Linked DNA regions of Homo sapiens: region 1 is linked to region 2. Evidence: chromatin contacts called from ENCODE Hi-C or POLR2A ChIA-PET data. All regions are on one chromosome and are shown on one strand. The core of a region is the stretch at or near the end of the contact, and the rest is flanking DNA. Distances in the headings are between cores, read along the strand shown. Region 1 overlaps FNBP1 (formin binding protein 1). Region 2 holds the start of PRRX2-AS1 (PRRX2 antisense RNA 1).

The links. Hi-C counts contacts between places; a loop is a spot of excess contacts on that map. ChIA-PET counts read pairs that join two places held with the same protein, here RNA polymerase II (POLR2A). Pooled maps may share reads with other maps.
Region 1: a loop to region 2 is called in a map of ascending aorta, with 2.3 times the contacts of the local background. The contact joins the enhancer-like site here to the promoter of PRRX2-AS1 in region 2. A Hi-C loop is called at or near these places in 1 of 168 maps with a recorded cell type or tissue (ascending aorta) and 1 of 50 pooled maps. POLR2A ChIA-PET finds 5 or more read pairs at or near these places in 1 of 52 experiments (activated T-cell).

Annotation. Positions count from the first base shown.
Region 1 is chr9:130,020,109-130,026,608 of GRCh38, forward strand. All of the region lies in intron 1 of FNBP1 (formin binding protein 1), which reads right to left. Among named protein-coding and RNA genes, the nearest start is that of FNBP1, 20 kb to the right of the region's middle. RefSeq lists an enhancer at 2,458-2,577 and a silencer at 3,913-4,063. Within about 2 kb of position 3,048, at least 16 of the 41 ENCODE cell types and tissues checked have a DNase peak (open chromatin) inside an H3K27ac peak, as active enhancers do; they include ascending aorta, where a contact is called at or near this core.
Region 2 is chr9:129,714,838-129,722,052 of GRCh38, forward strand. It overlaps PRRX2-AS1 (PRRX2 antisense RNA 1), which reads right to left and starts at 3,869. Exons shown (of 2, transcript NR_132102.1): 1 at 3,736-3,869. PRRX2 (paired related homeobox 2) reads left to right here. Exons shown (of 4, transcript NM_016307.4): 2 at 4,394-4,581; 3 at 5,759-5,937.

The DNA of each region.
Region 1 (6,500 bases), core at 1,798-4,297, 300 kb after region 2:
CAGTGACTCTGCCTAGGAAACAATGTGAATGATGTTCATTTTCATACCAACGACATAGATCTCATTTCATCAGAGGACTCCAGAATGGTCTTTTGACTTTTCTTTTTCGTTTCTTTTGAGATGGAGTCTAGCTTTGTAGCCCAGGCTGGAGTGCTGTAGCGCGACCTTGGCTCACTGCTTACCTCTGCCTCCAGGTTTCAAGTGATTCTTGTTGCCTCAGCCTCCCAAGTAGCTGGGATTACAGGCGCCCGCCACCACGCCCGGCTAATTTTTGTATTTTTAGTAGAGACAGGGTTTCACCATGTTGGTCAGGCTGGTCTCGAACTCCTGGTCTCAAGTGATCCACCCGCCTTGGCCTCCTAAAGTGCTGGGATTACAGGAGTGAGCCAGCGTGCCCAGCTTATTAGGCAATTTTTTTTCTTTTTGTTTTACTAAGTGCTGCCTATTTGAGAAAAGCAATACCATAACTTTAAAGCCACTGTTTCTGTAACACTTAAACTACTTCGCATCAACATAAAACCAAAAGGTACTAAGAATTTAGCAACAACAAAAGTTACCAATAGAAATAGAAAATTAATATGCTACGCCAACTCAGCGGAGACACAGTCCAATTCAAACCTTAAGTTTCTTGCACTGTGCTCTGAATGCCTTAACAGATTCAAGGGAGGTTAACATTCGAGAACTTTGAAAAGCTGCCATTTTTCTCATGTGGCAGGCAGCTTTCAGGCCTTCGTTCCCATTGCAGGAACAACGGGGAATGTAAAATGAGATGGCCCCGTTAGGTTGTGGTACTTAGACTTAGTGCCAACATCCTCTATCACTGAAACGAACTGAAATCCCTATGAAATACTCAGATCCCTGCCTCTGATTTTTAAAAAAACAAAACATCACTGCTGCTTGCTTGGTTGGTGAAAAACAGAAGAGAATAAAACATTTCTCCAAAACGTCAAATTGCTGGTTATTTTTTTCCAAGTACTTCTGATATAGGATAACAAAAAAAGTGGTCATTCAGAACAGGTGAGTTGTAGGCAATGACACATTAGTAGAGCAGTATCTAGAAATCTCATGCCTATTAAACTTAAGGACAGTTGTCAAGCCATTTCTTATCTATTTTTTGTGGCACCTAAATCAGTGCCTGGCACAATACATGTTTGTGGAAATGAATCACAACACAGGGAAACTGAATGATGTTTATAGTCCATCTAACTATAGTGGTTTAAAAAAAGAACCAAATAGTTATTTTCAGCCACATGCTGTAATTACTGTAAAGTATTTTTAAAAGTTCGCCTTGAACACTCACTGCAAATACCATTTTCTGCTACTTCAGCTTACTTCTCCCACGTGCCATGAGAAGTCTACCATTAGCCAACTTGACTAAAAGCCACTAAATACTGGTTTTAGTAGATAGCTTAATGACTGATTTGGTGGAAATTACTTTGCAGAAATAACAATTTCCAATTAATTATTTGAATTTAGTTTAATGTTGTGGGTGTATTTTAAAATAGCACCTAATATACTCTCATTACCTGTTTTGCAACAGGGAGTAAGTACACAGACAATCATTAAGGAGACTTCAAAAAAAAACACAGCAATCTTTCATTACTCAGGAGAAAATTTATAGATCCCGCTGAACCGTTAAAGATCAATTGTTTTATACAGCATTTGCATTGGCTTTTAAATTTCCAAACACCAAGGAGTGTCCATCCCAAATTAGCCCTTTGTCGTCTAAGAGATAGCTAAGATGCCCAGTACTAACCTGTTGTTTTTTCCTGAAACAAGGTCTTGCTCTGTTGCCCAGGCTGGAGTGTAGTGGTGCTATCTTGGCTCACTACAGCCTTGACCTCCTGGGCTCAGGTGATCCTCCCACCTAAGCCTCCCAAGTAGCTGGGACCACAGGTGCAGGCTACCATGCCTGGCTAACTTGTATTTTTGTAGAGACAAGGTCTCACCATGTTGGCCAGGCTGGTCTCAAACTCCTGGGCTCAAGTGATCCACCCGCCTCAGCCTCCCAAAGTGCTAGGATTACAGGCGTGAGCCATTGCACCCAGCCTCTTTCTCTTCTTTTTAATTTGAGGTGAAATTCATCTAACATAAAATTAACTTTTTTTTTTTTTTGAGACGGAGTCTCACTCTATCACCAGGCTGGAGTGTAGTGGCGCGATCTCAGCTCACTGCAATGTCTGCCTCCTGGGTTCAAGCAATTCTCCTGCCTCAGCCTCCTGAGTAGCTGGGATTACAGGCACGCGCCAAGATGCCCGGTTAATTTTTTTGTATTTTTAGTAGAGATAGGGTTTCACCATGTTGGCCAGGCTGGTCTTGAACTCCTGACCTCAGGTGATCCACCCACCTCGGCCTTCCGAAGTGCTGGGATTACAGGGGTAAGCCACCGTGCCCGACCTTAAGAATACAGTTAAGAATACTGTTTGGTATACTAAGCAGGCATATTTTACATAGTTACAAGTAGAAAATGAGTTACAAAGCTTTGGGTTCAAAGTATAGAACATCAACACTTTGTCTTAATATCCTCAATAAAAATTTCACACAAATACCAACACTCGCTCTTTTTTTTTTTGAGACAGGGTTTCACTCTGTGGCCTGGTGTGCAGTATGCTGGTGTGCAGTGGCTCAATCACCGCTCACTGCCGCCTTGATCTCCTCAGGCTCGGGTGATCATCCCACCTCACCCTCCCAAGTACCTAGGACTACAGGTGTGCGTTAGCACGCCCAACTAATTTTTGTTTTTGTTTTGATAGAGACAGGGGTTGGCCGTGTTGCCCAGTGTAATCCCAGCACTTCAGGAGGCTGAGGCAGGAGGACTGCTTGAGGCCAGGAGTTTGAGACTAGCCTGGGCAACAAAGCAAGACCCTGTCAAAAAACAAAAACAAAAAACAGAAGAAGGATTAATAGTTACATTAAGAAGAATGAGGCGGCTAAGGAAAAGAAACCCCCACCAAGATATTATAAGTGGTAAAAGGTACCAAAAAGTGTGACTAGTATGCTAACATTTGTAAGGGAGGGGGGAATTTACTCATAAATGCTTGATAGCTCTCTGGAAGAATTCACAAGAAACCAGTTATGGTGGTTGCCTCCAGGGAAGAAAAAAAAAAATCCCCTAATGACTGGGGCAGTCACACACCAGGTGTGGCCTATTCAAAAATACATAAACAAGTAAGAAATAAATCATGCTTTTAAAATCTGGCTTTTCCCCCAATTCCCCTTCTTTAACAGAGTGTATTCAATCTTGGCTGAACCCTCAGAGCTCACTGGCGTGTGTAACTGACTTTAGAGAGAGCCAGGAGGTCGGGATTGCACACAATAGGGTTAGCTGAAGGTGAAGCACCTAGGGCTAGAGACTTCCCCGGCCAAGGGCAAGGCAGAGCTGGGATAAAGGAGTTCAAAGCCCTGAGGTGGAAGAAGGCTGGTGCATATAAAGAAGGAGAAGGCAGCCTGGCCGGAGGAGACTGTGTTGCAAGAGGGACCAGCAACATAAAAGGATTGTCTAAATTTAGCTTTACTTGGAGTTGGGAAGTCCTTGTTGGGTTTCTGCTCAGATCTGAGCCCCACTCACTCCATGTTAGGTGATCTGGGTTCCTAAGTGTTCTCCCAACAGTACCCTCTCGGTGATGCCTACAGGATCCCATGGAAACGTCATCCTTTTATCGTGAGCATTTGGCATCTTACTCAGTTTCCCTGGACTCAATCTTCCATCCACGTGAGTGTATCCTACATTTCCCTCTAGTCTTTTTTCCTTTCCTTTCTTTACTTTTGCCCCATGTCCCTAGGACTGGCCCACAATTCAGACTGGTTACCAAGTACCTAGTGTATAAAATAGTACCCTTTACTCTCCCTGTGAGCTGCCTTGCCTGATCTCGGCCACATCTGAAGAATCAACATACATATAACCTTTAGGTTGGCTTACATTTGCCGTCATTTAACCCCCAGGTCCCTCACCCCAAGCTTGTGAGCTGGGTGGGGTCCATACTACAAGCAAATATTATCTAAATAAACAGAACTTGGCCAGGCTCAGTGGCTCATGCCTGTAAGTAATCCCAACACTTTGGGAGGCTGAGGCAGGAGGATCACTTGAGGCCAGGAGTTCAAGGCTAGCCTGGGCAACATAGTGAGATCCTATCTCTACCCCCCCCAAAAAAACAGGAAATAATAATAAATAAGAAATTTACAAAATTAAAAAATTAGCTGGGCGTGGTAGTGTGCACCTGAGTCTTAGCTACTGGGGAGGCTGAAGTGGGAGGATGGCTTGAGGCCAGGAGGTTGAGGCTGCAGTGAGCTCTGACAGTGCCTGGGTGACAGAGCAAGACCCTGCCTGTCTCAGACTATTGCACATTGGTGACACGTAATTGAACACTGCTAATGGAGAGTATCTGTTGCCCACTCATGCAACTAACATTTTACATTTTCAATTTTTCTCTAACAATCCAATGCCAATTTCTAGATCTGCTTGAAGTTATCAGAAAGTCTTTATCCCACCCAACTACTTCCAACTTCTCTCTAGGGTTTTCTTCCATCTCTAATGACTGTTCATTCCGCTTTCTCAATTACTGGCATTTCATAATCCAAGGAAAGTGAGAAAGTGAAGGAAGAAGCCATCGTATCATCCTGTTTTTCATTTCCATCAGGTGGTTGAATCTTTTTGGCAAATAAAGCACTTGACTGCCTAAAATTTTTCTGCAATGACATTGTTTATCTACCTTACTCACTTGCTGATCTGCCAAACTGACAAAATAAACAATAAACCTTAGCCAAAAGGTTTCTGTTCAGCAAACTACTCCCTGATGCCAGGCGGCTCACGCTTGTAATCCCAGCACTTTGGGAGGCCGAGGTGGGTGAATCACCTGAGGTCAGGAGTTTGAGACCAGCCTGGCCAACATAGTGAAACCCTGTCTCTACTAAAAATACAAAAATTAGCCGGGCGTGGTGGTGCACACCTGTAATCCCAGCTACTCAGGAGACTGAGGCAGGAGAATTGCTTGAACCCAGAAGGTGGAGGTTGCAGTGAGTGGAGATCGCGCCACTGCACTCCAGCCTGGGTGACAGAACGAGACTCTATCTCAAAAAAAAAAATAGTCCCTGACATTTTTGCCTATGGAGTCACACCCAAGACATTCAATCTATGTACCGAGTGCCTCACAACTTAAGGAATGTGCCTGATGATTCTAGGTGTGTGTCACTTTTTGAATTGTTGAACCCTTTACAAACCTCCTGTTAACATTAGCATTTATTTGAGCTACAGTGTGGGACTCAACATAAAATTTCTAAGTAAAGTTTCTAACTTTAGAAATCGTCTATTGTAATTGGCATTGCCATGTTATCTGCTCATTATGAATCAGTACTCCTAGGATCACTATTTCAGTGTCAGTTGATCCTGGAACTCAGATTACCTTGAAACACTTGAGTTGAAGGGACTCGAGGTCACACAGTCTAGTTTATACCAAATTCATTGATCACGTCCACAATACCCCTAATAAAAAAGTGATCATTCAGTCTCGACATGGAATTCAAGATATCAATGGAAGGCCGGGCGCAGTGGCTCACGCCTATAATCCCAGCACTTTGGGAGGCCTAGGCGGGTGGATCACCTGAGGTCAGGAGTTCCAGACCAGCCTGGCCAACACGGTGAAACCCTGTCTCTACTAAAAATACAAAAATTAGCCGGGCGTGGTGGCACATGCCTGTAATCCCAGCTACTTGGGAGGCTGAGGCAGAAGAACTGCTTGAACCCAGGAGGTGGAGGTTGCAGTGAGCCAAGACCGTGCCACTGCACTCCAGCCTGGGTGACAGAGACAGACTCTATCTCAAAAAAAGAAAAAAAAGATATCAATGAAATATCATGACAACCAGCAACATGTGGAGGTGGATAATGATAGCCAACACTAGTAGAGTTTATTTCGCATATAATCTTATGGAGTAGGCACTATCATTATCTCCATTTTACAGATGAAGGAACTGAGGCTAAATGACTTGTCCAAAATCAATCAGTTAGTTAATGTCAGGATATGAACCAAGCAGTCTAGCTCCAGATCCACACTCTTGAACAATATGACACACTGACTAAATTGTAGAAATCTTTTAAGAATGAGAAAATTGGCCAGGCACGGTGGCTCATACCTGTAATCCCAGAACTTTGGGAGGCTGAGGTGGGTGATCATCTGAGGTCAGGAGTACGAGACCAGCCTGGCCAATGTGGCAAAACCCCGTTTCTACTAAAAATACCAAAATTAGCCAGGCAGGGTGGCATGCGCCTATAGTCCCAGCTACCTGGGAGGCTGAGGCAGGAGAATCGCTTGAACCTGGGAGGCGGAGGTTGCAGTGAGCAGAGATCATACTACTGCACTCCAGCGTGGGCAACACAGCGAGACTCTATCTCAAAAAAACAAACAAAAAAAAGATCTTAAAATAAATATTCTTTCAAGATTTGAGGAGTGAACACAATGAATAAGCAGCAGAGACAGAACTAGATCTGAGATGCCTAACTTTAGTCT
Region 2 (7,215 bases), core at 2,619-5,118:
GGTGTGTGCCCAAGAGGAACTGCCTGAAGGGGGGTGGAAATGACCCCTGCAATGACTGGCTTTCCAGAAACTTCCATCCCTGCTTTCAGGCTATTGATCACCACCCAGTTTTCAGCGCAAGGGCTCTTGTTTCGGTTTAAAGTTTCTTCCTCATCGAGGTGGTGGGGGTGGAAAGACATTCACAGGCAGCAGACATTCTCATCCATCCTCGCCTTTGCTTGAGGAGTGAAGAGTGAAGCGGTCCCGGCAATGAGACCAGCTCCACAGGGCCACCACGTGCTCCCTCCCCACTGCCCCCACAGCCCCCGCCTGGTCCCGTATGTTTGCAAGTATTTCCCAAAGGGGGAAACTTCTGAACATAACCTCCTAGTCATCCCTCTAAACCAGGGTTTCTCAACCTCAGTGCCATTGACATTTTGGACAAGATAATTCATTGACGTGGGGGCCTGTCCTGTGTCTTGAAAGATATTTAGCAAGGCCAAGCATGGTGGCTCGTGCCTGTAATCCCAGTACTTTGGGAGGCTGAGGCAGGAGAATTGAGGTCAGGAGTTTAAGACCAGTCTTGGCAACATAGTAAGACCTCATCTCTACATTAAAATAAAAATCAGCTGGGCATGGTGGCAGGCACCTGTAGTCCCAGCTACTTGGGAGGCTGAGGTGGGGGAATTGCTTGAGCCCAGGAGGTCGAGGCTGCAGTGTGTTACGATTGCGCCACTGCACTCCAGCTTGGGCAACAGAGTGAGACCCTGTCTCAAAAAATAAAAAAGATATTTAGCAGCACTCCTGGCCTCTTTACCATTAGATCCTAGTAGCACCCCTTCCCCAGTCCTAACGATCAAAAATGTCTCACAGGGGCAAAATTGCCCTCGGTTGAGAAGCAGTGGTCCAAACCCAGCTTCAGGGACATCTTTCTCACACACACACACACACACACACACACACACACACACACACACTCATTTACAGTCTCATGGAGCAATTTAACCTTACATCAAATCAGTTGGTTGCTCAAGAGTCAGTAAACCCTCCTAACCTGGGAACTGATTAAAAGCAGATATTCAGCAGTACCCATCACTGGGCCTGGCATGTTCTAGAAGCTCAGTAACAGTTCACTGAACAAATGCCCAGTACTGTGCAAAGAACATCGGGTGTAAAATGGGAACATGTAACTGGGGAAACAAAAATACAAGGTATGGACTAAAATCCAAAGCTCTTCTGTTGGCCAAACTGTAGGCAAAACACGTCGCCCCAAACCCGGCCGGTGGGAATGCAAAATAAGACCAGTTATACGAGGGAATTTGGCCACATCTAGCATTCACTCATTGGCCCAGAAATTCCACTTCTAGGAATCTGTCCTAAATATACACTGGCAAAAATAGAAAATCATATTTGCATGAGGTTATGCATTGTGGCATTCTTCTAGTTCCAAGAGATTGGAAACCCTCCAAATGCCCATCAATAGGGCTCTGGTTGAATAAACACAGCAGAGTCACATGGTAGACTGCTATGCAGCTGTGAAAAGGAACATGAAGGGCTCCGGTGTGCTGAATGGGGGAATCCCTGGGAAATATCGTTAGGTGGGGCAAAAAGTGAACAGTACATACTATGCTTTCTTTCTTTTTTTTTTTTTTTTTGAGACAAGAGTCTCACTCTGTCGCCCAGGCTGGAGTGCAGTGGTACGGTACCGGCTCATAGCAACCTCCACCCCACAGGTTCAAGTGATTCTCCTGCCTCAGCCTCCAGAGTAGCTGGGATTACAGGCATGCACCACCACACTTGGCTAATTTTTGTATTTTTAGTAGAGACTGGGTTTTGCCATGTTGCCCAGGCTGGTCTTGAACTCCTGACCTCAGGTGATCCACCTGCCTCGGCCTCCCAAAGTGCTGGGATTACAGGCATGAGCCACCGTGCCTGGCCGCTATGCTTTCTTTTGATAGAAGAAAGGGAGAAAATATTACACATATTTTGTTATATTTGCAAAAAGCAATGCTGGAGGGATAAAGGAAGAACTAACTCTTAAAATGGTTCCTGAAGGTAGGGGAGAGGGAACAAGAGGGAAAATACATTTTGGAAAAACAATCGCAATAAAGATGGTTAGGTTTGTTTCACTAAGATGGAAAGGTATCCAGAATATTATTAAATAAAAAGAGGTAAGTTGAAGCCCCAGTGTGTGCTTGTCAATTTTTAATTTTATTTTTAAATTTTATTTATTTATTTATTTATTTTTGAGACAGAGTATTGCTCTGTCACCCAGGCTGGAGTGCAGTGGCATAATCTTGGCTCACTGCAACCTCAGCCTCCTGGGTTTAAGCGATTCTTGTGCCTCAGCCTCTGGAGTAACTGGGATTCCAGACACTTGTGACCATGCCTGGCTAATTTCTTTTGTCTTTGTCTTTGTTTTGTTTTGTTTTTAGTAGAGATGGGGTTTCACCATATTGCCCAGGCTGGTGTCAAAATCCTGGCCTCAAGTAATCCACCTGCCTCAGCGTCCCGAAGTGATGGGATTACAGGTGTGAGCCACCGCGCCTGGCCATTTTTTAAACTTGTATTTGTAATCTTAGAAAATGTGGGCAGTGGGGCTGGGCATGGTGGCTCACACCTGTAATCCCAGCACTTTGGGAGGCGAGGCGGGCAGATTGCTCGAGGCCAAGAGTTCGAGACCAGCCTGGCCAACATGGTGAAACTCTGTTTCTACTAAAAATACAAAAATTAGCAAGGCATGTTGGTGGGCGCCTGTAATCCCAGCTACTCGAGAGGCTGAGGCATGAGAATCACTTGAACCCGGGAGGCAGAGGTTGCAGTGAGCCAAGATCATGCCACTGTACTCCAGCCTGGAGGACAGAACAAGACTCCGCCTCAAAAAAAAAAAAAAAAAAAGAAAAAGAAAAAAGAAAGAAAATGTGGGGAGTGGGATAGGGGAGGGGAGAGTATTTTGTTTTACTTTATACCCATCTGTGTTGTTTGAATCTGTTACTGTGACAAGCAGTGTGATTACTTGGTTATTAAAATACACATTTTTAATGAGAAAAAATCAGATACAAAAGAAGTGCTGAACCGGCAGCATTAGTTGATTCTAAGTGCTGGAGGGAAGGGGGTTTGGTTCCATGTGGACTCAGGTGATCAGGGAGGGCCCCCTGGAGGAGTGGACAATAGGCTGAGCCCTAGAGGATGAAGGGTCAGAGGTGCCCTTGGATAAGGTTTAAATGTGGAAATAGTAGCTGGACGCCCCCCCACCCCCTCCCCCAAGGTACAGGCTGGGCCCAGAGGTTGCCACTCCAGGACCTCCCCAGGGTTCTGCTGGGCCCTCCTTACCAGAGCTGCTAGTTCTGTACCACAGGCCAGCACCACCCTCGGTCAGGTCCCCTGCTGGGATCCTCCACCGCCCCTGCTGGGCCTTGGCTGGACACCCTCCCTCACTCTCTAACTGATTGGAGAACTCTTGGGGATCCTTCAAACCCTTTGCAAGCTCCACCTCTCCTGAGGGGCCTCCCCGGCCAGCTCCTCATCCCCACCAGAGCTGAGCATCCTCCCGTGCCCTGGCCCACACCTGCCCTGACCCACCCCACGGCCCCACCAAAGCTTATTCGGGGCCTGCCTCCCCTGCCGATGGATCCCTCTGGTTGGTCTCTCCCCGGCCCCCAGTACAGCCTCTGGCCTAGTAGGCCCTCTGGAAAGGAAGGCTGCTCTCAACAGCTGCCTGATTGGCTAAAAAGGAGAAGATGAGGACTCTCGTACCCGATTGGTGGGTTCAGATCCTTCCACCAACAATGACTCCACTGGGACCTTGAACTTGGGCCCGAGACCATAGCCTCTCTGACTCTTCCTCCTTAGGAATGATGAGGATCACGACATCTGTCTTTAGGGCTCCTGGGAGCTTCCTAGAATCTGTGGGTCCTGAGCCTTGACTCCCACTGCTCTTTATGACATATTAATTATTATTATTATTACATGTCAGCAACAGGTGTCCATGCAGAATGTGCCATGCCCCACAGCCTGGGCCGGGTGCTGGGGACACTCAGGTGTCTCCTGAGCCCTCCTTGAGCAGGTCACTTGTCCCTGGTGGAAGGGACACCTGTCCCCAGGGCTCTTGCCGTGGTCCCATCTCAGTTGGCTCAGACTGGGGTTTCCACAGGGCAGGGGTGTGGCTGCTTTTGTTCTCCGTTATCTCCCCGGAGTCTAGCACTGGGCCTGCCACACAGGTGCTCAGTAAATACGTGTTGAAGAGTGAATGGATGGGTGGATGCCAGAAGGAAGGAATGAGGGAGTGAATTAAAGGGACGCATTCCTGGCGGCGGCACTAAAGCACTCAGAGCAAACTGCAGAGTTGGGGGCTGAACTGTGACTGTAGCCACTGGCCGTCCTGCTGACCATCCCGCCCCCCCAACCTCCGCAGGTGAGTGTCCCAGCCCGGGGCGCGGTAGCGCCGCCAAGCGGAAGAAGAAGCAGCGGCGGAACCGCACCACGTTCAACAGCAGCCAACTGCAGGCGCTGGAGCGCGTGTTCGAGCGCACGCACTACCCCGACGCCTTTGTGCGCGAGGAGCTTGCCCGGCGCGTCAACCTCAGCGAGGCGCGCGTTCAGGTGAGCGCTCAGTCCCGGGCCTCCCGTGGGAGCGTGCGCGTGGGAGCGCACAGCCACTGTTCACCCGGGATTACACAGTTGCCCAGGAGGGGTGTTTGAGCAGGAGCATCTGAGGCCAGGAGGACGGGGGTTCAGATCCCAGCCCTGCCACTTACTGGCTGTGTGCCCTTGAGCAAGTGACTTAAGCTGTCTGTGCTGCAGGCACCTGCCTACCTGGAAAATGAGGATCACGTAGGTCTTTGCTATAGGGGTCCTTCGAGGATTAGAGTTAAAATTTTCATAAAGCGGCCAGGCACAGTGGCTTATGCCTATAATCCCAGCACTTTGAGAGGCCGAGGTGGGTGGATCACTTGAGGCTAGGAATTTGAGACCAGCCTGGCCAACATAATGAAACCCCATCTTTACTAAAAGTACAAAAATTATCCGGGCGTGCTGGCGCGCGCCTGTAATCCCAGCTGCTTGGGTGGCTGAGGCAGGAGAATCGCTTGAACTCGGGAGGTAGAGGTTGCAGTAAGCTGAGATTGCGCCACTGCACTCCAGCCTGGGTGACAGAGTGAGACCCTGTCTCAATAAATAAACAAACAAACAAACAAATAAAAATAAATTTTCGTAAAGCGCTTAGAACAATGCCTGGCACCAAGGGTTCTGATAAAGAAGTCCTTTTCCAGTTTCAAGTTCTTAACTCTGTGCCAGCACTGAGCCGAGTGCTCAGCAAGCGCCTCTCCCCGCGAGTCCTCAGCAAGCGCCTCTCCCCGCGAGTCCTCAGCAAGCGCCTCTCCCCGCGAGTGCTCAGCAAGCCCCTCTCCCCGCGAGTGCTCAGCAAGAGCCTCTCCCCCCGAGTGCTCAGCAAGCGCCTCTCCCCCCGAGTGCTCAGCAAGCGCCTTTCCCCGCGAGTGCTCAGCAAGCACCTCGCTCCCAGTGGCCGAGTGCCTCTCCATTCGTTCTCATTCTCCAACACATTCTCCATTCATTCTCCATTCATTGGTGTTCTCAATCTCCAACACATACCCAGCAGCAGGCGTCATTTGTCATCCCCATTCTACAGATGAAAAAACTGAGGGTCAGAGAGGTGACGCTGCCAGCCCTGGGCTGGTGACAGAGCAGGCACACACCCAGGTCCAGAAGGACTTGGGTCCCCCCTGCCCATGCTGCACCCTGCTCACCCTCCCACCCACAGGTCTGGTTTCAGAACCGCCGCGCCAAGTTCCGCAGGAATGAAAGGGCCATGCTGGCCAGCCGCTCTGCCTCGCTGCTCAAGTCCTACAGCCAGGAGGCCGCCATCGAGCAGCCCGTGGCTCCCCGGCCCACCGCCCTGAGTCCAGATTATCTCTCCTGGACAGCCTCGTCCCCCTACAGGTGAGAGCGGGAACACCTTTGGGCCAGGAAGGGGCAGCTCGAGGAATCCCAGAGGGCTTTTCCGGCCTGGACTCCTCTGAGGGTCTGGAGAGAGCTTGAATGGTGTCCACGCGCCCCTGGGATCTGGGGTACACCAAGTGATGTGTGGCGAGTGTGCCTGTGAGTGGGTGTTCACGAGCACCTGCACGTGCATGTTGTAAGAGTTGGCATGTGTGTGTGTGTCAACGTACATGTGGGCACACATGACTGTGAGTGTGCATGCACATGCCTGCGTATGCAAAGGAGCGTGCAAGCATGCGTGTCCACAGGGGTGTGAGTGTGTGCGTGAACACCTGGAGCCGGGAGAAAACAGGCCTATCTGGAGGGGGAGCAAAGTACAGGCATCACCCTGAGGGAGTAGAAAACCTGCAGGAAGATTCCTAGGCTGTCACGGGGGCCCCAGCGCCCTGTGTCCACCCTCCAGACGAGAAACTGACGCTGGGAGGGCTGAGGAAATGGTCTCCCTGGCCTGCGGGCATGGCTGGGGCCCAGAGCCAAGTTCTGGGGCAGTTTTGTCTGGATCAAAGCTGGAAAGACTCTGACATGGTCGGCAGGAGGTGCTCGAGAGTCGGGCCACCATACCCCACAGCTCCAGAGGCGCCGTCTGCTCCTTGGGCTGTGAGGGTGGCTCTGCTGGAGCCATGGTCATGTGGGGGGACAGGGATTTCGTGGGTCCGCTTGAGGGTTCTTAGTCCTCACCGCCCTCCTAACTTCCCTCCCTATTCATCGTTACAGGGGGCAGGAAAACCAAGGGGCATCCTTATTTATTTATGTATTTATTTTTGAGACAGAGTCTCGCTCTGTCACCCAGGCTGGAGTGCAGTGGTGCAATCTCGGCTCACTGCAACCTCCGCCTCCCAGGCTCAAGCAATTCTCCTGCCTCAGCCTCTTGGGTAGCTGGGATTACAAACGCCCGTCACCACGCCAAGCTAATTGTTTGTATTTTTAGTAGAGACAGGGTTTCAACATGTTGGCCAGGCTGGTCTCGAACTCCTGATCTCAGGTGATCCGTCCACTTCGGCCTCCCAAAGTGTTGGGATTACAGGCGTGAGCCACCACGCTTGGCCCCAAGGGGCATCCTTAAATCCAGGTGCCTGTTCATTCTGCCTCCATCCTGCTGAGAGCCAGGCCCAGGGTACGCATGGAGGGGGGCATGGACCAACCCAGGCCCTGCTGTCAGGAAGCTCATGGCTCATATGGAGGCTCCTGTGTCCCAGCACTGAGCTGGGGGGACTTCTG